Linked DNA regions of Homo sapiens: all the other regions are linked to region 3. A link is a loop called in an ENCODE intact Hi-C map of the cell type or tissue named here. Cell type or tissue: heart right ventricle. All regions are shown on one strand.

Region 1 (5,000 bases), 520 kb before region 3:
CTGTAAAAGGCCTTCAAGGAAGAGAAACCAGGCCCTGCGTCAGGCAGTGTGAGTTTGCCGTTTGTCCTTAACTTTCTTTTTTTTTTTTTTTAAAAAAAGAAAACTTTAAAAAAACTCCCATTAAAAACAAAACATCTTTGTGTTTTGAACAAAGGAATTTTCAATATTTGATTGGTATTCTGTTCTGAAGTCTAAGATATTTTTCAGCCTATAAAGCCCCCTGTTTTATGCCCTTCTAATTCTGATGTTTGGGTATTGTGTGAGTGCATGTGTTTTTTTTTTTTTTTTTAAAGCGTGTGTGAACAAATGGAAATAAAGCAGGGACTGTGAACATTTGTTTTTGGTCTGTTGAAGATCTCTCATAATTTAATTCTTAATTTTGGGAATAGTGCTTTTATCAAGTGCTTTTTATTCATTAAATAATGGATTTGCTTCTCAGCAGGTTTGCAAGGCAAGCATTTACATTTTACATATTAGAACACTGAGTTATTCTAGTACCAGAGTGTTGAAAGTGGTGCCAGAGTGTTGAAAGAGTTGACGTGGCTTATGTCACAGAATGGAGTAGTGGAGTGAGGCCTCCATTTTTGTAGTTTTTGCATCCTTCCTGTGAGTCATGTTTTACTCAGCATCAAGGAAACAGTGATGAGCAAAGCAGAGATGGTTCCTCTCAAGAGGCAAGGGATTGAAAGGTCATGTGGGGAATCGACAGTGCCAGTGAGTGCCAGGCTTTCTGCCCCTCTTTCCTCTCTGCAGGAGTTCGCTCCCTGTCTCCACCTAATGAATTCCTGCTCAGCCTCAGGATGTGTTACTTAAGGTTACTGTGTCAGGGAGCCATCCGTGGCCTGCCACACTCAGTCAAGTCCTGTGGTACCCTCTCGTTTTCCTTTGTACCTCTTCTCCACCTCATATACCACGGTTGGAATGTGTGTGATTACTGAACTAGCTTCAATAGGGCAGGGGTTTTGTCTTTTATGCTCATCTTTATGTTAACAGCTAGGTGTTCAGACCAATCTATGACACGTAGTTGGGTTATTGAATGTTTGCATGAGTGGCTTACAAACAGCTTAAATATTGGCAGGTGGGTTGAGGGATTACTGGGGAAGTCTGTAGAAGACCAGTTGTGAGGAACTGATGCTGAATTCTGTTTCAGACATGGCAAAATGGAGGTGCTCGGGACATCCAAGTGGGAGTGTCCCTGGGCAGGTGGATATTCAGGCCTGGAATTATAAGGTCTGGTGTGCAAGTGGTAAATGTGGGGCTGCCGGGCCTAGACATGGTTATGGAAAAGGTGAGAAGGAGGCTGTGGGAGGGGACAGTGCCTAGGAAGGGTATAGAATAAGAAGAGATCCAGAACTGAATATTAAGACGACAAAGTAATAGTGGCCACCTGGGTTGACAAAGACCAGGACTCTCCTTACCTGGGACGAGAAAGACCAGGACTGTGGTGTCATGAAGCCAAGTGGAAAAATGTTTCCAGGAGTGAACCATCTGAGGCTGAAGAGACCGAGCAGTGCCTTTTGGCTGTAGGAGTGGATCACTGAAGCCTTTTACCCATTGGTGACTTGAGAACTGTGTTGGTGTGGGGATGGGAATTGGACGGAAGTGAGACTTAACTTTGAGTCCTGACAAAGCATTTCGCAAACAGGCTGGGAAAGGGATGAGTGAGGGCCTTCAGGAGGCTGTGCTGCTTGAATGTTCTACTCTAAGGTTGGGGACACCAAGTGTGTTGAATGCCATTGGGAAAGATCCAGTTGAAAATGAGAAGTTGAACATAGGGATTAGGAGATTGTGCAGGGGGAAAATGGGGGATCCAAGGACAGTGGAAGGATGGGAGGAGCAAGAAGGAAGACCCTCCAGAGTCGTGCTCTGCAGTCGGATCCCTGGATGGAAATCCCAGGCCTGCCGCTCTCTGTGACCTCAGGCAAGTCTTTCCGTGCAAAATGGAGTAGGGCTGTTACCTGCTTCCTAGGATGGCTGTGTGGGTCACATGCTGTCATAATGCAAGGTGGCGTATAGCAAATGCTTGTTAAACAGCGACGGTCTCGCCGAGCTCTGGCCTGAGCCGGGGGCAGAGGGTTGGTCCTGTCCTGGGGGTTGGAAGCCGTGGAGGCCACGTTTAATCAGTGTTCACAGTGGTGTGCCCGTGGACCTGGCCTCACGCACGCCCGGCCTTGGGAGCCCCTGCGGGAGGGTGCATACCCTGACCTGCCCGAGAGGCGTCTGCCGCAGCCCCTGCTTCCCCTAGGGAACCCCCGGGCGGCTGTGCCTCACGGAGGGGCCCTGCTTTACCGCGGCTGCATACCACCTCGGGCCATTTGGTCAGCTGCTTCACCAGCTCTCTTCATCCTCTTACTCTCCCTGAATCTTTTTCTTCGTTTTTTGGAGCAGTCAGAAAGCTTGGCCGAAATCAAGATAACTCGCTGGGCCCGCGTGCAGATTGGTGGGCGCCCTCTGCTGGGCCGGCGGGCCTCTCGCAGGCCTGAGGAGCGAGCTGCGCCTGCGCCCTGGTGTCCCTTCGTAACACTGCGGCACGTCACGAGGCGGGCACCGGGGAGTATGGGCGAAATCGCAGGCGCAGACGGCGGGCTCGGGCTAGAAAAGTCGCGCATGCGTGGGGCTAATTTAAAGGCGGCGCGGCTCCAACAGAACCAAAGCCAATTCTCCGGCTGTGGCGCCACCTACGGGTGTGGGCTCGTAAACGGCCTCCTCTGGCCGGACTAGGACTGGGTCTGGGGTCGGCGGGCTCAGGACCACTGGGCTGCTGAGGGGCTTAGCCATGGGGACCTGGGCTCTCAGCTGCCCTGGAAAGCCACAGGGCTAGCTGGGCTGGCCAAGGCCGGTGGCTCCCCCAGCATCCTGTGGTGGGTGCATCCCTGGGCCCAGTGGGGCATCCGGTGCTGCCCTCCCCACCTACGGGCTTACATCCTTTGGTTGCTGGGACAGAGCGCCCTACGCCACGCGCAGCCCTGCGCTTCCCTGATCCTCGGTTTCCCCAGTAGTAAACAGGGCCTCAGTTTCCCCCTTGTAAATCTCAGGGAGGAGGTGAAGTGGGGCCCTAGGTGTAAAGCCAGGTTCAGGCTGGGCATCCCTTGGCGCAAGGTGACATGCCCCAGACACCTGACACCTCTCAGTCTCAGACCCAGCGTACTTTCTCTGTGGCCCTCATGTGGCCGTATAGGAGTGGCCCACCCACTCCCACTCCCATTCAGATCCCCAGGCCACAGTGCCTTTTGTCCAGCCTTGGCCAAGATGCCTGACCCTAGTGGCCTGGCCCTGGCTGCTTCCATGGCTGCAGCTTTGGGATGTCCCTGTAGTCATAGGTGGCCTCATGGCAGTCCCCCAGCCTTGAACCTGGACCCTGGCTCAGGGAGGGGAAAACACGGCTGAAGAAGGGCTGGGTGTCACTTTCTCTCTTCCATTTGTCTTGGAGGCTGTCATGGGAGAAAACCCCAAAGGACCCAGTGCGCCCTCACAGTTTCACCACAAGTATCCTGACCGGGCGTCTGGTGCCGAGCTGATAGTGCAGGCCCCGGCCGCAGCCCCGCCGGAAGCCCATGCTGCCAGCGGTTGGGGGCCGCAGGCTCAGACAGGAAATGCCCCCGAGTGTACCCCAGGGCCCTCTGCAAAGGCCTGATGCTTTGGATGAGGCCTGGCGCCATTTTGAAGCTGGGCCTGACTCTGGGACTCTGGCCTGGTTCTGGGGCTGGTGGCCTGGGATCTGGGGACTGCTTTGTCACCTGCCTGGGCAGGTGTGGGAGATGACAGGGAGGGAAGAGAGAACCTTCAAACTGGGCTAGACCTGAAGCGAAAGCTGAATGATGCAGCCTGTCCCCTACCATGGCCAACCCCTTCATGGTGCCCCCAGCCCAGCCCTTTAGGGTCTCAGCTTCCATCAGGCCCTTAGTTCCATATGTGGTGTGACAGGCCCAGGACTAAATGCAGGGGACACAGAAGGGAGCAGACAGCAGAAGTGCTGGGCATCAGGAAAGGCAAGTCAGAAGGTAGGGCCATCAGGAGGGTCCATCGCAGCATCTGAAGGATTTGCTTGTGGGGGTTGGTGGGGAGGGAGGAGCCCAGACTCCTTTTTTGACTTCCACTCAGGGGATAGAATCCAGAAAGATTTAAGACGAGTGTCTCAGTCTGTTAAGGCTGCTATAACAAAATACCATAGACTGGGTAGCTATAAATAGAAATTTGCTTCTTACAGTTCTGGAGGCTGGGAAGTCCAAGATCAAGGCACCGGCAGATTTGGTGTTGAGAGGTCCTGCTGCTTGGTTCAAAGATAGCACCTTCTCGTGTCCTCACATGGTGGCAGAGATGAGGGAACTCTCGGATGTATCTTATAAGGGCACTAATGTCCATTCATGAAGGCTCTACCCTCATGGCCTAATCACCTCACAAAGGTGCCACCCTCTAATGCTTCACATTGGGGGTTAGGTTTCAACATAAGAATTCTGGGGGGATGCAGACATTCAGTCTGTAGCAGTGGGAAGGACAGGAGCCTGTTCAAATGCTGATGGGAAGGAAGGAGGTAACAGGGACATAAAGGCTGAAGATCCAGGAGAGAAGGGGCCAGTGAATAGATCCCAGTAGAGCAGGATTGGGTGGGATTGAGGGCTTAAGGCAGTGATCTCATGGGAGAGCCCTGAGAGACTGTGCCTTCATTAGCACTGAGGAGATCAGCAAAGACCTGTTCAAGCTTCGCCTCCTGGGCAGCCTTCCCTATTCTCCAGGTGGGCTGAGATGTCCCTACCTTACACTACTGGACACTGCTTTCTGAAGTGGAATGGACTGTTTGCCTCCCTACACTGGGTGCTCTATTTCAGCAGAGTTTAAACAGAGGCAGCACATCCATTCATTCAACAAATATCTTCAACTGAGTGCAGTGGACTTTATAAATGTCCTCCCAACACTTTGGGAGGCTGAGTTGGGAGGATCATTTGAACCCAGGAGGTTGAGGCTGCAGTGAGCTATGATCACACCACTGCACTCCAGCCTGG
Region 2 (5,000 bases), 230 kb before region 3:
CTTCCCCAGGAACAAAAGCCTGGCTGGGTCTGCACAGACTGTATGGCACGGGGAGCAGTGACAGCTCTGGGCTCCAGGTCCACTCTGGGATGATGCATCCCACCTTCAGGCAGAGAGTAGGCCAGCGAGGGATGTTGGGGGCCTGCCCTGCCTGTGTGAAGAACAAGTGCACGGACTGGCCGTTATCTCTCTTTGTTATGAAGCTTCTTTCTAACCATGAAATAGAGGTCAAGGTACAGTCTGTCTGGGACGGAGAGGCAGCCTTGAGTTTGAGGTCTGGCAACAGCAACAGGAAGGTTACCCTGTGCTAAGGATGTTTTTCTCCTCTCTATTTTTCTATTTCTTCTTTTTCATTTTCCAAGTTTAGCCTTTAGTATTAGCATATTTAAAACTTTAAGGAAACATTCAGTGTCTCAATCTTAAACTCAAACAAATCACCTGGAATTAACTCCACCAAAAAGAATTGAGGGCCTGGTACAGCCAGACCATGCAAAGCCCTAGGCCTACAACTGTGCCCCACAGGCGGGCAGAGCAGCTGGTAGAAAGTGCACTCTTCTGTCGTGCAGGATGGAATGGGTTGGAAGTTGGCTATCAGAAAATAAAAGAGCAACTTTCCCCTCCTGGATCTCTCTCTCTCCTCCCTGGGATCTCTCAGGGAAAGCGCTTAGTAACTCCATGGAGTAAGGCATTCATTGAACCACCTGAAATCTGTATTTTCCATGGGACCTGGAATCCTCAAGTGCAAACAGTGTGCTGACACCCCAACACATGGAGGGCCAGGAAGTCCTGAAAGACAGCATGATGTGTTTCTCTTTCCCACAGAGAAGCCCCCCACTCCATGGCAGAGGAGAATAAATCCCTGAAGCTGACTGCTAGAAGCACAGAAATTCTTTGAAATACCAAGTTTTGGACTTTAAGATTCATGGAAACTTTGCATTCTATGTCATAATAGATTCATGTTTGTTTTAACATAAAAGTGAGGTTTGGAATTAACTGCCCTTGGGAAAACTGACACTGTAGAAAACTCAACTGCTGGCCCTTCGGCATTCAGCCCTGGGGCACATGATAGCATTCACCCCACTCCCAGCCCCAGACCAAAGAGTATGCAAGGTGAGGATGAATTCAGCTGAGGGACCCAGGCCGTGAGAGGTCCGTGTCCATGGCTACACGTGCCTCCTTCCCCAGAGCAGATGGAGGCCAGTGGGGAGCCCACCGCCCCTTCAACGGTCTGGTTTCTGCAGCAAGCCTCAGCTGAGGGAGCCCCTGCCACAGGGGGGGAGGCGCTCAGACTCAGAGATACACCTGTACCTTCTGATCCTGCATCCTCACTCTGCTGAAGGAACACCAGGCTGCTCCAACACAGGCTGACCCTACTGAGAGGATGGGCTGGCATTCAACATGGCAGCCGCCCAAGTGATTTTCCAGGGTCATGTTTACTCTCCATGATCTGCCCTGGGGGCTGGCTCCTTCAGGGGAGGAAGTGCTCCAGCTCTGGAACGAATCATGCTGGCTGGTTCTACTGCCTCCTGGCTGGCCAACTTTGGGCTCTTTACCCCAGTTCCCTTGTTAGTAAAAAGGGGATAATAACACCCGTGGGGCTATGGCGAGAAGTCAAGGCCAAGCACAGCACCTAACACTCAGGTAAGAGTAATTCGTGTTAGGATTGACAGAGTGAAATTAAAAGACTAGGGCTGGGAGGGCAGGGAAGCACTGCACCTGTGAAGTGAGGTATGCTGTTTCCAGCACTTCAAATAACAAAGGTCAGTTCCGGGCCAGAGCCGACAGAATGGCATGGGCTCCACCACAGCCCAAGGAGGATCCCTTCGTTCCACTGTGTCTGACCCTCAGGGAATCCGCCTGGAGAAAACGGCTCCAAGAACTTGGGTAACCAGATGGACTCAAAAGGAGGCTCGGCTTCTGCCAGCAGTTCCCATTTCCCATATGCAAGAGATCCCTCCAAAGGTACAAGCAAAGCTCAGGGCTGACAAGTGTTTTCCTGGTTATCTGGAGAGATTTAGCTAACTAAGTATGTGAACTACCCCTAAGTGCAGAAACCAGTATACACCACTTATGTGACAGCTCTTCCCAAAAGCTGTCATGCATTCAGAAGTCATTACCCTGAGGTTGGGGTGTCAATATTAAATATCTTAAAACTTTATCAGTTGTAGCTAAGGTTAATGGAAATACTTTAAACATGTTAAGCAAATACTCTGAATGGGAAAATGCCAGGAAATACTCTGCCCCGGGGTGGGGTAGAAAAGCAGCCCCCACCAATCTGCAGAGTCAGAGGGTACTTCCTAACAAAGTGACAGCTGGATGTCAGTCAAGCAAAGAAAGACCAGAGGACCAGCAGGGGCAAAGGTGGGGACGGGGTGGCAGCAAGGTCCAAACCACCCCTGTGCTTCGGGCTGCAGACCCCAGCTCTCCCACAGCTCTCACTGCCCCTGTGGCACCTCCTGCTCTGGATCCAAAGCCTTAAAGGGCCCAGGGAAGGTGACCAACCATTAAGGGCCACTCTGAGTCTCTGCCCCATCAGCTCAGCCGCTACTCTCATGTCTGAACGGCTCACAATCTCACATGTTCTGGCAATGCATTAACGGATGGGACTTTGGGCTAAGGTGGGCCCATTCAGGCCACGGATGCCACAGGAAGCTGATGAGTGGCCTTTAGTGTCTTTAGGTTCTCAAGGCCCAAGAGTAAAGCCTCGAAACCCCACCAGGCTGTCAGCCTTGCTTCCTTTGGGAGCAACACTTTCCCTGGAGGGAGTTGGTGACAATTGTGATGACCGTGATGATGATGTCGGCAGCAGTAATGACAGCAACTAACATTGACTGAGCACTTGCCCCATGTGGGCACCACACTGAGGGGCTCCCAGGTAGGGACACGGTCCCTCCACAAGCTGCAGGGCAAGTAGGCGCAGGCATGCTGGCTTCAGTCACTTGCCTGCCATCACCCAGCCAGCAGGTGGCAGAGCTGGGATTTGAACCTGGACGGGCCGTCATGGCAACAGCCCCAGGAGAGACAAATGCAAGCTCCTTCCTTGACACATGTGCCCCAAGCTGGGCACTGGGGATTCTCAATTCATGGGGAAACTGCTCCTGCTATAGAGGGGTACCAGCCTGGGGAAAGGCAAAGTAGCCCTAGAGTACCAGGATGGAAACTCAGTGAGGGGACAGAGAGGAGCGGTGCTGCTGTGTGAACGAGCACTGCTGCTCCCCCACGCTGGCCCTCACTCACTGCTTCTCCCCTCACTGCCAATCTGGACATCTTCAGCTCCCAGCTCACTGCCTCGGGAGGCTCCCCAGTCTCCTCTAAACCCCTGCTGTCTTCTCACAGAGGCTGCTCCTCAGGTCAGCCTCACCACTTGTGGTGACAGGGCCCACTGTTGTTTAAAGTCTGTCTTCCACATGGCACTGGACATTCCATCGGGGCAAGGATGGGCCACCAGTGCAGACCCAGCAGGCAGCCCAGTGCTGGCACCTTATCTTACTGAATGGAATACATGCTCCTGGGAAGGCCCTTCCTGGGTGGAAGGTGGATGAGGGGCACAGTAGGCAGGGGAAAGCCAGTGCAGGGACAGGCGGGCGCCCATAGTGAAAGGCTAGGAGTGCCGTGGCCTGGGCAGGCAGCAGGGGCCCCTCCAGCCTGTCAGGACAGTGTCCTAGCTAGCAGGATGCACCCCATGTGGTCTGCCCAGAGACTGTCCTGGGGGAGTGAAGCCTGGGACAGAGGCCTGAACAGGAAGGGAGAGGGACAGGTCATAAAATCCTTGCCTGGGTCCTTCCCCCTCTCCACCCACTGTGGCTGCCCCCTGAGGGCCAGCTCATGGAGGCAGAACTTGGCAGCAGCTGGGGCAGCTCTTCTTCCCTCTCAGAAAATGTAAGCCTGGCACATGAGAGCAATTATAAATCTGAAAACACACAAGCAGAAAGCCAGTTCCAAGCCAGCTCTGACAGGGCCCTGGCTCAGCTCCTTGCCCCAGCCCATCCCGGGAGCACAGCACTCTCCCCCAGAGCTTCCCACCTGTCTCCCACCTTGGCCTGCCTGACCCTGCCTCTCCCAGTCTCTCTGAAGCTCCACTGCCTCTCAGCAGCCTTCCAAGGCTGCCTGGCACCCCCAGGGCCTCCCACACATATTTGTGCCATCCCTGCCTTTGTCGCCACCTCCACTCAGGTCATCAGCACTGGGCAGTGTTCTATAAGCTCACATGGATTAACCTACTCAATCCTCACAGCAAGCCTAAGAGGTAGGTCCCGTTATGTCCTGCATTGTACAGGTGACCAAACTGGGGCCCAGAGTTTGGGTGACTAGCCAGAGGCCACTAGTCCAGCAGTGACGGAGTGGGGCATGAGCCCAGGAAGCTCCCGTCCAGGAGTCTGCAAACCTCCTATCTTCCTCATAGGGCCAAGCCAGTTCTAACACTTATACACTGGTGGAGTGGCTACCGCCTTGCTTGTTTGTCCTACAGGGACCTCCTCGAGAGAATGGTCACTCTAATTCATCTTTGCATCTGCCACACCCAGAAGGGGGCCTGGTACGCTGCCAGTGCTAACAACAGTTCAGTAAATGAGCAATTGATGGCAAGCAACCTTTTCTCCTCATAACACAGTGGTTAGGAAGGCAGGTTTTCAAGTCAGACTTCTTGGGTTCAAATCCTTCATATTAGCTACGTGACCCCAGGCCAGGGATGTCACCTCTCTAAGTTCCCTTAAATGGAAAATGTACCTAACTAATTGGGCATTTGTGAGGTTACATTGAGATAATCCACGTGAAATGATTAGCATGGTATCTTTAAAAATTAGAAGTTGTTCAATATAAATTAGCGATTAAAACTACTACTGCTACTATTTTATCATCAATAAAATGGAGATGAGCATCCCAACTTCATTTGGATTATGGTGACAATGAAAGTAAAAGAGATAAGCTGTGTGCTGCACTGGCATCAAGAAAAGACTCAGAGGAGTGGCGCTCTGCCCCAGTGCCCTTGAAGCCTACAAGCC
Region 3 (5,000 bases):
CTGGGTTATGTAACTTTTGAGAGACTCATCCCTCTAGGAGCTCTGAGATTGGGCCTTTCTTCAGAGCCTTTCATTCCTCAAAGGTTTCTGCTCAGGATTCTAAAAGCACCCACTTCCTTAGTCCAGGCACTTGATTGAAAGTTAATTAACCTAAGCATTGTTGTATGGGACCAAAAGAAAGGGTCATTTACTGAGTATAGAACAGGTAAATTTGCATGTGAAAACTCATTTCACCCAGGGCTCCCAAACTCCAATGTCTCCCAGATCAGACAGAGCTAGATTGGGTATGTGGGAAGTGATAAGGCATGGTAGGGAGTGTGACAGCAGTGAGCGTGTGCTGTGAAGGGATTCCCATGCAGAACACCTGTGCAACCTTTTTACATTTAACCAAACTCATCTTTTGGGGGAGGCTGCCAATTTTGTGACCTTTTAGGTGTGATTATCACTGTGTTCAGATGACGACACTGAAACCTGGAGTGGGGACACACCCTGTCTGGGATCACATAGCTAGTAGGAAAACTAGGCTCCTAGCATGGGTTTGGATTGAATTCAGGTGGAGGAGAAAAGGCGATAGTCTCCCCCAGCCCTGTGCTGACCTTGCCTGCCCATCCTTGCATCTCCTAGACAAACTTCGAGGGGAGATTAATAAGGTGGTGAACAAGTACATCGACCAGGGCATTGCTGAGCTGGTCCCGGGTGTGCTGTTTGTTGATGAGGTCCACATGCTGGACATTGAGTGCTTCACCTACCTGCACCGCGCCCTGGAGTCTTCTATCGCTCCCATCGTCATCTTTGCATCCAACCGAGGCAACTGTGTCATCAGGTAGGATGGCTGCCTGCCAGCCACAAGGCTTTTTTAACTTCCATCTGGGCTCATTTGTTCCTCAGGATCTCTCCAAACCCCATGAGGTGGGACAGGGATGAGGGGAGGTCATGTTGTTTTTGAGGGAAAATGTGCCAAGTGGCTTGCCTCTGGCCTCATTTCCCTAGTCACCAAAGGCAGCAGCTGTCCTGTCACTCATGAGGAGGGTCTCCCACGTGATCTTTTGGGTGTGATACTACAATTTGGTCGTTCAATTGGAGTGTACAAAGGTGAGATCAGACAGGGCTAGCCTTTGATGACATTATACACATGAACGTCTTCAGTCTTCATCTGCGCTCTGAGAGGTAGGCATTATTGGCGTCATTTTTCAAATAAGGAAACTGGAATCATAACTTGTCCCTCATCGTAAAGACAGGATAAGAACCCAGCTCCTTCTGATAACAAAACCAGCATTTTCTTTCTTTTTTTTTTTGGGGACAGAGTCTCACTGTGTCGCCCAGGCTGGAGTGCAGTGGCGCGATCTCGGCTCACTGCAAGCTCCACCTCCCGGGTTCACACCATTCTCCTGCCTCAGCCTCCCGAGTAGCTGGGACTACAGTTGCCCACCACCACGCCTGGCTAATTTTTTTGTATTTTTAGTAGAGACAGGGTTTCACCGTGTTAGCCAAGATGGTCTTGATCTCCTGACCTCGTGATCTGCCCGCCTCAGCCTCCCAAAGTGCTGGGATTACAGGCATGAACCACCACGCCCGGCCCCAGCATTTTCTTTCTATCCCAGACCTCTGAACCACACTGGTGTCTTTCCATCCTCCCGCTCCACTCTTTCCCATCCCTTTGGCCTGCCTTTGGGAAGGGCAGATGTTGACCCCTGGAAGACAAGTGTTCATACGGTGCTCATCCTGCCAAGATTGGCCCAAAGCTGGGCCAGGAACTTTCCTGCGGTTGCTTTTTCTCCTAAGCACTCTCCACGCTCGTGGTCCTGGAGAACACCCCATCTTCCCATCTCTCAAGCCCAGTGTCAGTATTCCCAGTACCTGGTAGTTTTATTGCTCTTTTGGTTTTCTGTGATCTTGTTTAAACATTAGTGCCTGGTCTCTGCAGTGCTGGGGGCACAAAGGTGGGTGATGAGGGGCCTGTTTTCAAGCCTGCAATAGAGTAGTGTGGGGACAAAGTCCCTGAGGCTGCATGCTCAGGGCAGTGGAGGCAGTGGGAGTTAGAAAGACACCCTGTGGCCCATGAGTATCTCAGGACACAGCTGGAGCCAAACTGAGTTTGAAATAAAAACTGCTGATTTGCCTAACTCAGCTCTGAATGATGGTGGGCCCTATCTAAGATTTTAGTTTGCTTTTAATAGAGAAGCTTTATTATTAAGACTGTCCAAGCTGGGCACAGTGGTATGCACCTGTAGTGTACTCTCTGGGAGGCTGAGGCGGGAAGATTGCTTGAGGCTAGGAGTTTAAGGTTGTAGTGTGCAATGATTGCACCTGTGAATAGCTATCGCACTCCCACCTGGACAACAGTGAGACCTCATCTCTAAAAATAATTAAAAAAAAACAAAACATGCAAACTCTGGTGTTGCTGGCTCTGGGTAAGCCCCACAATGGGGGTTCTGTAGTGCTGTGAGCACTGCAGTATAGCAACAGCCCTTCCCCCTCAGGCGGTTTCTTTCACTTGCAATTAGGAATCGAATGCGTGATTCAAGTCCATGTGGCAGCATCTTGTAGCTACTCTGAATCCCCGTCCGTGATGCTCTCTAGACAAGACCACTGTCATAAGTGCTTCCTAAGTCTTGGAGAGAAAGTGTGTGCCAGATCCAGCATGGCTACTTGGGCAGCTTCTGGAGACAGATGCATGTGGGCCTTATGGCTGGTATGCCTGGCATGCCTGTGGCTGTCTGGACTTGCTTAGCCTTGGCTAGGCCAGGCTGAAGCCTGACAGTGCAGTTGGTGAAAGGGCTCAGCCTTGGACAGATGGTGCCCCCTGCTGGGGAGCTCTGCTAATAGGCTTCCCTCCCTCCACAGTAGGGAACCCAGCCCAGCCCATACCTGCAGAGCCTGGCATCTCTCGTCTCAGAAGTAAGGTCTCTCAGTCCCATCCCACTCAGGACTAAGGTGCACAGAAAGGTGGCCTTGATCTCAGAACCTGCTCAGTGGAGACAAAGCTCTGGTCAGCCTGAGACCCGGGAGATTTGGCCCCAGCCCCATCTGGGCTGATTTGATCAAGGGCTGCTAGAGGTTGTGGAGACTCCTTGCTAGACTGTAGTTACTCAAGTGGAAGGAAGACACTCAGAACATGGATTTTTAGGCAGGTCGGCTCAGGTAACGCAGATTCGGTTGTTTGCTTTGGAAGAGAATTTTGGCACTATGTTCTAGTAGGAAATTTGTTGTAGTGGTGATAATAATGTCAACATGGTAATGAAAAAAGTAATAGCCAACAATAATAGCCATCTGATATGCTTCCCACAGACTCCACCCCTAGAGGGGAACTACAGGGCTTCCTTACCCCCCAGAACCACATCTGATCTCTAGAGCTCCGAAGGAAAGAGAGGGGGAAGGGAGGTGACTAACTGAGGGCTTCCTGTGTGTCAGAAACTATACAGAGCACTCTACATGGGCCATCTCATGTCCTCCCAGGACACCCTGACAACCCTGTGAGCAGTTGAGGTTATCTCCAGACTCAAATGGGAGGTTACCTGCCCAGGCCATAGGCTAGAAAGTGTTGCCACTGGAACCTGAGCCCAGAGGAACGTCTGGGTCCAAACTCCATGCTCTCACTGCTCTCCCACACCGCTTCCCAGTGGACCCTGGGCTGTGAGCGGGGATGGAGCTTTGACGGGGTGCTGCCTGGAGGTGGCAGTGGGGAACTGTTGGATGCTGACAACAGATTGCCGTGAAAATGCAGCCTCCTAGGAGTGTTCTTTCCCAGGTAGTGTACGCTCCCTCTCGGCTTCTTGCCGCTCACCCCTCCCTGTGTAAATGACCCTTGTGGATTGAGCCTCAGAAGTGAGCCCACTCTCTGATGGCCATTGTGTTTTATGGAGCATGCATTTCAGCACAAGCCTGGTTCCCACATGGAAAAATTACAGGCATTGGAGTCACGTGGAAGCTCATGACCCAGGCGAGTTCCTTGACCTCTCTGAATCTTACCATCCTCATCAGGAAATGGGAATATCAGCACCTTTTTTGCAGAATTATGTGAAGAGTAGAAAAAGTGAGTGCAAAGTTATCACCCAGGCCAGCCCTAGAGTATTGCCCTCTTGGAAGCTGATTTCATGCCCCTGCCTGGTCTGCTCTGTGGACATGGCTTGGCCTCAGGGATCTCTGAGAACCCAGCAAGGCATGAAGCCTCTTCATAGCCCCTCCTGACCTTGACAAGCAGCCCCCAAGTCCTTTAGGTCACCTCTCCCTGTGGACAGCTGATGTGGGAGCCGTTCTAGAAGAAGCACCTGTCCCTGGTCCTCTTGATGCTCCAGGCTCCTTCTGGGAAGGGTCCATCCATGGATGACAGGGAGGCAAAGCTCTGTTGCCTTCTTGCCTGGCTCCTCCCTAACTTGCCACCATAAGAAGTCCCTTTCCTTCCAGGCTCAGGATCCTGAACTGTTAGATGAGAGCCCAGCACTGATCCCAGCTTGAAAACTGGGAGATTTTCTCTTCATATTGAGGTATAGCTCCCTGGGATTAGGAGTTCTTGTAGGAGTTTCTCACTGAAAGTCACTTTGTTGCACCAAAACATCAAGACTTAAGAAACAGTATGGACTCTGCTCAGTGTAACCCTGTGGCAGATAGTGTTCCAACAAAAAAAAAAACCAACTTTATGGAGACATAATTCATATAAAATACAGTTTTTTTTTGTGATTTCTAGTGTATTCACAGAGTTGTGCAACCATCACCACGGTCAATTTTAGAACATTTTCATCACCCCAAAAAGAAACTATACCCATCAATAGTCATCGTCCCCTTCTGCACCCTTACCCCCATCCACTGGCAACCATTAATCAATTTTGTCTCTATAGATTTGCTTTTTCTGGAAATTTTGTATAAATAGCACCATATAATCTGGTCTTTTGTGACTGGCTTCTTTCACTTAGCATGATGCTGTAGCATGCGTAGTACTTATTTCTTTTTCCAGCTGAATAGTATTCTATTATATGGAATATTTAATAGTGTATCTTATTTAA
Region 4 (5,000 bases), 330 kb before region 3:
ACGAGGACACAGGGCCCAATATGTTCATCCAGCACAGACCCAGTTCCCTGGGGTTTGTCGATGGAACGAGTCAGCTGGAGGTGGTGGCTGCTTCCACCCCTGGCCAGGTCGGCCTCACTGCTGGCCCCTGTCGCTGGGGGAATCGACAGCTCCCTCCCCCAGCTTTCCAAGGACCTCAGCGGGAAGCACAGACCCTCCCAGGGACCTCCACTTTTCCCTGCCAAGACTCCAGGCTCTGTGGTGGGTCTGGCTTGTACCCCCTCCCACACAGTTCCCCAAGGCCTCAGGCCCCCCAAGTGGAGAGACACCTGGCAACCTGGACCTGTTGGAGAAAACTAAGCCTCCGTAGGGACTCAGTTTCCCTGCTGGACTGGCTGGGGCTGCTTGCCTGGGGAAGCTTCCCTTGGTCTATCTCGGGTTCAGAAGAGGGCTTGGCTTGCCAGGGCAGGGGCAAGGCAGAAGCCCCCAGGACCCCTGCCTGCTCCTCAGGTCCAGGAGGAAACCTGCGAGTGAAAGCAGACTTAGTGGGGAAACACACCCAGCCCCAGGAGGCTGCCCACCTGGCGGGCCTCGGGGTCCTGAGCCTGCGACAGAGGTGCAGAGACAGAACCAACAGGTTAGGACAGGGAGAGAGAGAAGCAACAGACACACACATCACACACTCTGGGGCAGGGGTCATGCACCGGGGCCAGGCAGCTCCCCAGGTTTCTTGGATCTGGACTTAGAATGCCAATTGTTAATGCCAAGCCCAGAATGGCTCTGGTTGTCAATTCCCAAATGGTGTATATGTGACTGTGACTTTGTGTGTGTGCACATGCATGCGTGAAGGTACGTGAGGCTCATGGGTCTGGTGGGCATGTTTGCAGAGCCTGGCCGGTGTGTGTTATGGACGAGGGACGGAGATTGCCACCTGCCTCTAGCGTGTGTCTGTATGCATGGGAGGCAGCCTGCTGGCCTCTGTGACCGTGCCCCAGTGTCCCTGGGCAAAAGTGTGTGTGATGTGTGGCCTCCCTCAGTGGCACTGCCAGAGCCAGGCTGGGAGCTTCAGTGGAGGACCTGCCCTCAGGGCCCCTAAGTACCCCTGACCCTGGCCCTGGCCTCAGACCTGGACCCCGAGCAGGAGCCCTGGCTGGCCCACATGGGGGCTTTTGTCCATTTCTGAAGTGACAAGAGACACACAAAAGGGCTTTTAATTAAATCAAAGAAGGGGGAAACGGGCCAGCCGGGCCGCTATTATGTTACCAAACGCGAAAATGAAAACTTATTTTTAAAGCTCTGGTATTAATTTGAGATTATTCAGATAGTTAATTAAAAGTGCAGCATGTGTTAAATATTATTTCAACAAAGATTATCATCAGGCCTCCATGTAATGTGATCCTTGGGCTTGGGAGCTTTATGCAAATGGCTGCAGCCAGGAGGAAGGGCCCTCAACAGAAGGGTGGCAGGCAGGCGCAGGGAGGGCAGGAGCTCCGCGTAGGCCCACTCACTCCCCTCGGGTCTGGCTCCCCCAGACACAGATGGAGTCTCAGCCAGGGCCCCCTTTCCAAGCCCTAGGTGAGTAGGGGCCTGACTGTCTGGCGGGTCTCGAGCCCACCAGCCAGTCAGCAGCAGGGCCCCATACAGTCTTCTGGATGGCACTGTGGGCCATGAGGGAGGCTGGCCACACTGCCTGCCTCGAAGACCAGCACACCTGTAGGTGTGTGTGCATGGGCGTGAGCAGGGGGTCTGGGAACAGCAGTGTGGATGTGTGTGCTCCTGACGCTGTCACAAGACTGGGTGTGCACAGGTGACGCTTGTGTATGAGCTGGGAGGCTGGCAGCGTGTTTGTGTTCAGGGTCTCTCCATCTTACCCGTGGACTCTGGCACTGACAGTCTGGGCCCCTGCATGTGTTATGAATATTTGTGTGTGGTACACATGGGCATGGGGTGGGCACTGCTGGGTGTGTGCCCATAACCCACCCTGAGCAAGTCACATCACTGCTCAGCGCCTCAGCTTCCCCGTTTGTAGAATGGGATAGGTAATAACAGTAAACGCCTCACTGGGAGAGTTGGACGGGATTACATGGGATAACACAGACATCCAACTTAGGCCTGTCCTGTAGAGACAGAACACAAGCGGCAGGTGAGAGCCATCTACCTAATTTTATATCTTAGCCACAATTTTAAAAAGAAAAAATGAAATTAATTTTCATATTTTATTTAACCCAGTAGATCCAAAATATTACTATTTCAGCTCAATACAAAAGGTGATAAGTGTGATTGTTTAGTCTCTCTTTGTCACAGAAGGCCTTTGGAAGCTGGGGTGTACTGGGCCCTGGGTATATCTCATCTTGGACGGCCACATCACCGGTGCTCAGAGCCACGTGGGGACGTGGCGGCCTTTGAGCCTAAGGCCCTGCCCCCCAGGCCGGCTCTTCGCAGACCCGGGGCCAGCGCTCTCCCGGAGAGACTCCCGGGGCACCTCGCTGGATGGCGGGGACTGGCGGGGTAGGGGTGGGGTAGCCCGGAGACGGGTGGGCCCAGGATCCCTCGCTAACCTCCTCCCCCACACCGTGCACTGGGTCCGTGTCCCTAGGTCGTGCGTCCCAGACAGTCCGACAGGTGTTTGCCGCAGTCCTGAGACCACATTCGGGCTCCCGCCCGCGCTGCGCCTCGCCGGGGCCGCCCCTGCCAGCCCTGCCGTGCGCTCTCGGCCGCTGGGCGCGGGCCGCTCCTGCCCTCTGTCGGCGCCTGGCGGCAGCGCAGTCCCGCGGCGGGCCGAGGAGGGGGCCTGGCTGGCTACGGCCCTTCGGGGCGGAATGGGTGCGTGCCCACCCCACCGTGCAAGGGCCCCACCGTTCCAGGACATTTTCACACCTCATCCCACAGGATGCTTACGGCGGGCTGCGAGGCCAGCAGCGCCAGCCCGGTTTTACAGACGGGAAAGCGGAAGCTCAGAGAGGACCTGTGACCTGCCCAGGGCCACACAGCAGGACTGCAGGCAGGGATTCGAGCTGAGGTGGGAATCCAGGTGTTCAGCGCACTTCCATGAGTCCCGCCGGGTTCAAGTGCTGGCTCTGCCCCGCGTGGCCTGTGCAGCGAGACAGGTGACAACCTCTCTGAACCTGAGTGGCTCTGCTGTAAGCTGGGGGCGACAGTAGCCCCTCCTGCGTAGGACTGCTGTGAGGATTGAACAGGGGATGACTGTAAGGTTTCTAGCAGGTCCCTGGAACTCAGCATTCATCCAAAAAGTCGCTGAGTCACAGCATAATAACACGATTCACCTACCTCGGGGCCTTGGCACCTGCTGGGCCCCCGCCTGGAAACCCTTCCCCCGGATCTTGGATGGGATGGCCCCTCTGCCTTAATCTCGGTTCAAACTCACCTCAGCAAGGCCCGCCCCAGTCACCCTGTTAGCATTGCCCTAATTCATGCCCTTGGAGCCCTTGCCAACAGCCAGATGGTCCCGCGTGTCCCCAGGCTGCCTGGTTTCTTGCCTGCTGCCCACAGGACAGGAGGGCCCAGGAGGGCCCAGGAGGGCAGAGCTCGTTCATCCTGGCCATTTCCGTCACTGGGAGCACCGCGCCTGGCCTGGGTGGGTGCCCGATGGGAATGTGTTGAGTGAAAGGTAAAATGCCCAGTCAGGCGGGAATGCAGACAGCAGCTGGGGTGGGAAACCGCGTGGCAGTAAAACACACGCCACACAACACAGACCTTCCACGGTGAGGTGTTTACTTATGGGAGAGAAGCACCGATGCTCACACAAAACCCCACAAGAGTGTTCGGAGCAGCTTTAGTCACAGTCACCCCAAACTGGAAGCAGCCCGAGTGTCCTTCCGCAGGTGAATCCATCCGCTCGTCCACAGCCACACCTCGGGGCCCTGCTCAGTGACCCAAGGAGCTGCTGGGACGTGCAGCCACAAGCATGAATCCCAAGGCCAGGAAGCCTTGCTGGAAAGTCCACACACAGTGTGATCCCACTCATGTGACATTCTAGAAAGTGTAAAACAACAGTGATGGAAAAGAGATGAGTGAATGCTGGGGCCGGGTGTGCGAGGGGTGCTTTCACAGGGGCATGAAGCATGGGGGTGCACCTGTTCTCTCTTTTGACTCAGGTAGGGGTTACACAACTGAATGTGTTTTTCAAAACGCACAGAGCTACATGTTTAAAGGGGTGATTTTTACTGTATGTGACAAACAACAATTTTAAAAACCAGTCACAGAGTCGCAGACTCTCAGAATCATGGAGTTGACCAGTCCTACCTGCTTGGTGAGAGGCCCTGACCACCCCGCCACTGCCTCCCTGAGAAAGACCACTTCCGCCGCAGTCTCCACCTTAGACTGAACGAGCTTTAGAACTGGCCCACAGAAGATGAGAGGAGTGGGGGAGGAGATTGGGGTGGGGCGGGAGACACGGTCCCGGAGGTTGTTACTTCCATTCACTTTGTTGCGTGCGTCAGTAGTTTGTTGTGGTGGGTATGGACACATGGGGTTCACTGTATTATACTCCGCGCACTTTTCGTATGTTTGAACTATTTCCTTAATAAAAATGATAAATGGCTGGGTGCCGTGACTCATTCCTGTAATCCCAGCACTTTGAGAGGCCAAGGCAGGAAGATCACTTGAGGACAGGAGTTCACAAGCAGCCTGGGGAACATAGTGAGACCATGTCTCTACCAATAAAGAAAAAAAAATAGGCAGTATGATGGTGCATGCCTGTGTAGTCTTAGCTACTCAGGAGGCTGAGGCAGGAGGATCATGAGAGCCTAGGAGTTCGAGGCTGCAGTGAGCCATGATCACACCACTGCACTCCAACCTAGGTGACAGAGTGAGACTGCCTAAAACAAAGCAAAACAAAACAAAACAAAAACCCAAAACACCCCCAAACCAGATAAGTAATACAATAATTAAAAACAACAATAAAGTGAATTCCACCATAGAACCCCACTGGCCTCTTCTGCAGCCCTGGGAAGCAGGTTACTTTCTGCCCATTGAGGAGAAGAGCAGACTGAGGCTTGGGG

What was found. Peaks named below come from ENCODE experiments on the same cell type or tissue, not always from the same donor. Only the 100,000 strongest peaks of a DNase experiment are listed, where the experiment ranks them.
Region 1: it touches region 3 in a loop (2.4-fold over the local background); 53 of 110 quality-filtered maps call a loop at or near these places.
Region 2: a loop joins it to region 3, with 3 times the contacts of the local background. A loop is called at or near these places in 26 of 110 quality-filtered maps.
Region 4: it touches region 3 in a loop (2.6-fold over the local background); 15 of 110 quality-filtered maps call a loop at or near these places.

The regions. Positions count from the first base shown.
Region 1 is chr3:128,615,305-128,620,304 of GRCh38, reverse strand. RPN1 (ribophorin I) reads left to right here. Exons shown (of 10, transcript NM_002950.4): 10 at 1-336. Among named protein-coding and RNA genes, the nearest start is that of RPN1, 33 kb to the left of the region's middle. RefSeq lists enhancers at 2,126-2,175, 1,891-2,402, 2,196-2,485. In heart right ventricle, a CTCF peak has its summit at 2,494 (motif pointing left); DNase peaks (open chromatin) are centred at 2,484 and 3,258; H3K4me3 peaks cover 2,355 bases; H3K27ac peaks cover 1,841 bases.
Region 2 is chr3:128,320,203-128,325,202 of GRCh38, reverse strand. All of the region lies in intron 4 of EEFSEC (eukaryotic elongation factor, selenocysteine-tRNA specific), which reads right to left. Among named protein-coding and RNA genes, the nearest start is that of DNAJB8-AS1, 140 kb to the left of the region's middle. RefSeq lists a silencer at 43-337. In heart right ventricle, CTCF peaks have their summits at 2,766 and 2,966 (motif pointing right); DNase peaks (open chromatin) are centred at 1,342 and 2,962.
Region 3 is chr3:128,093,123-128,098,122 of GRCh38, reverse strand. It overlaps RUVBL1 (RuvB like AAA ATPase 1), which reads left to right. Exons shown (of 11, transcript NM_003707.3): 8 at 625-823. Among named protein-coding and RNA genes, the nearest start is that of RUVBL1-AS1, 20 kb to the right of the region's middle. In heart right ventricle, a CTCF peak has its summit at 2,801 (motif pointing left); a DNase peak (open chromatin) is centred at 2,802; H3K27ac peaks cover 575 bases.
Region 4 is chr3:128,424,222-128,429,221 of GRCh38, reverse strand. It overlaps a transcript of EEFSEC not described here. Among named protein-coding and RNA genes, the nearest start is that of DNAJB8-AS1, 37 kb to the left of the region's middle. RefSeq lists enhancers at 1,176-1,734, 2,813-3,012, silencers at 2,423-2,472, 2,503-2,812 and a cis regulatory region at 2,260-2,940. In heart right ventricle, a CTCF peak has its summit at 2,736 (motif pointing left); a DNase peak (open chromatin) is centred at 2,729; H3K4me3 peaks cover 737 bases; H3K27me3 peaks cover 645 bases.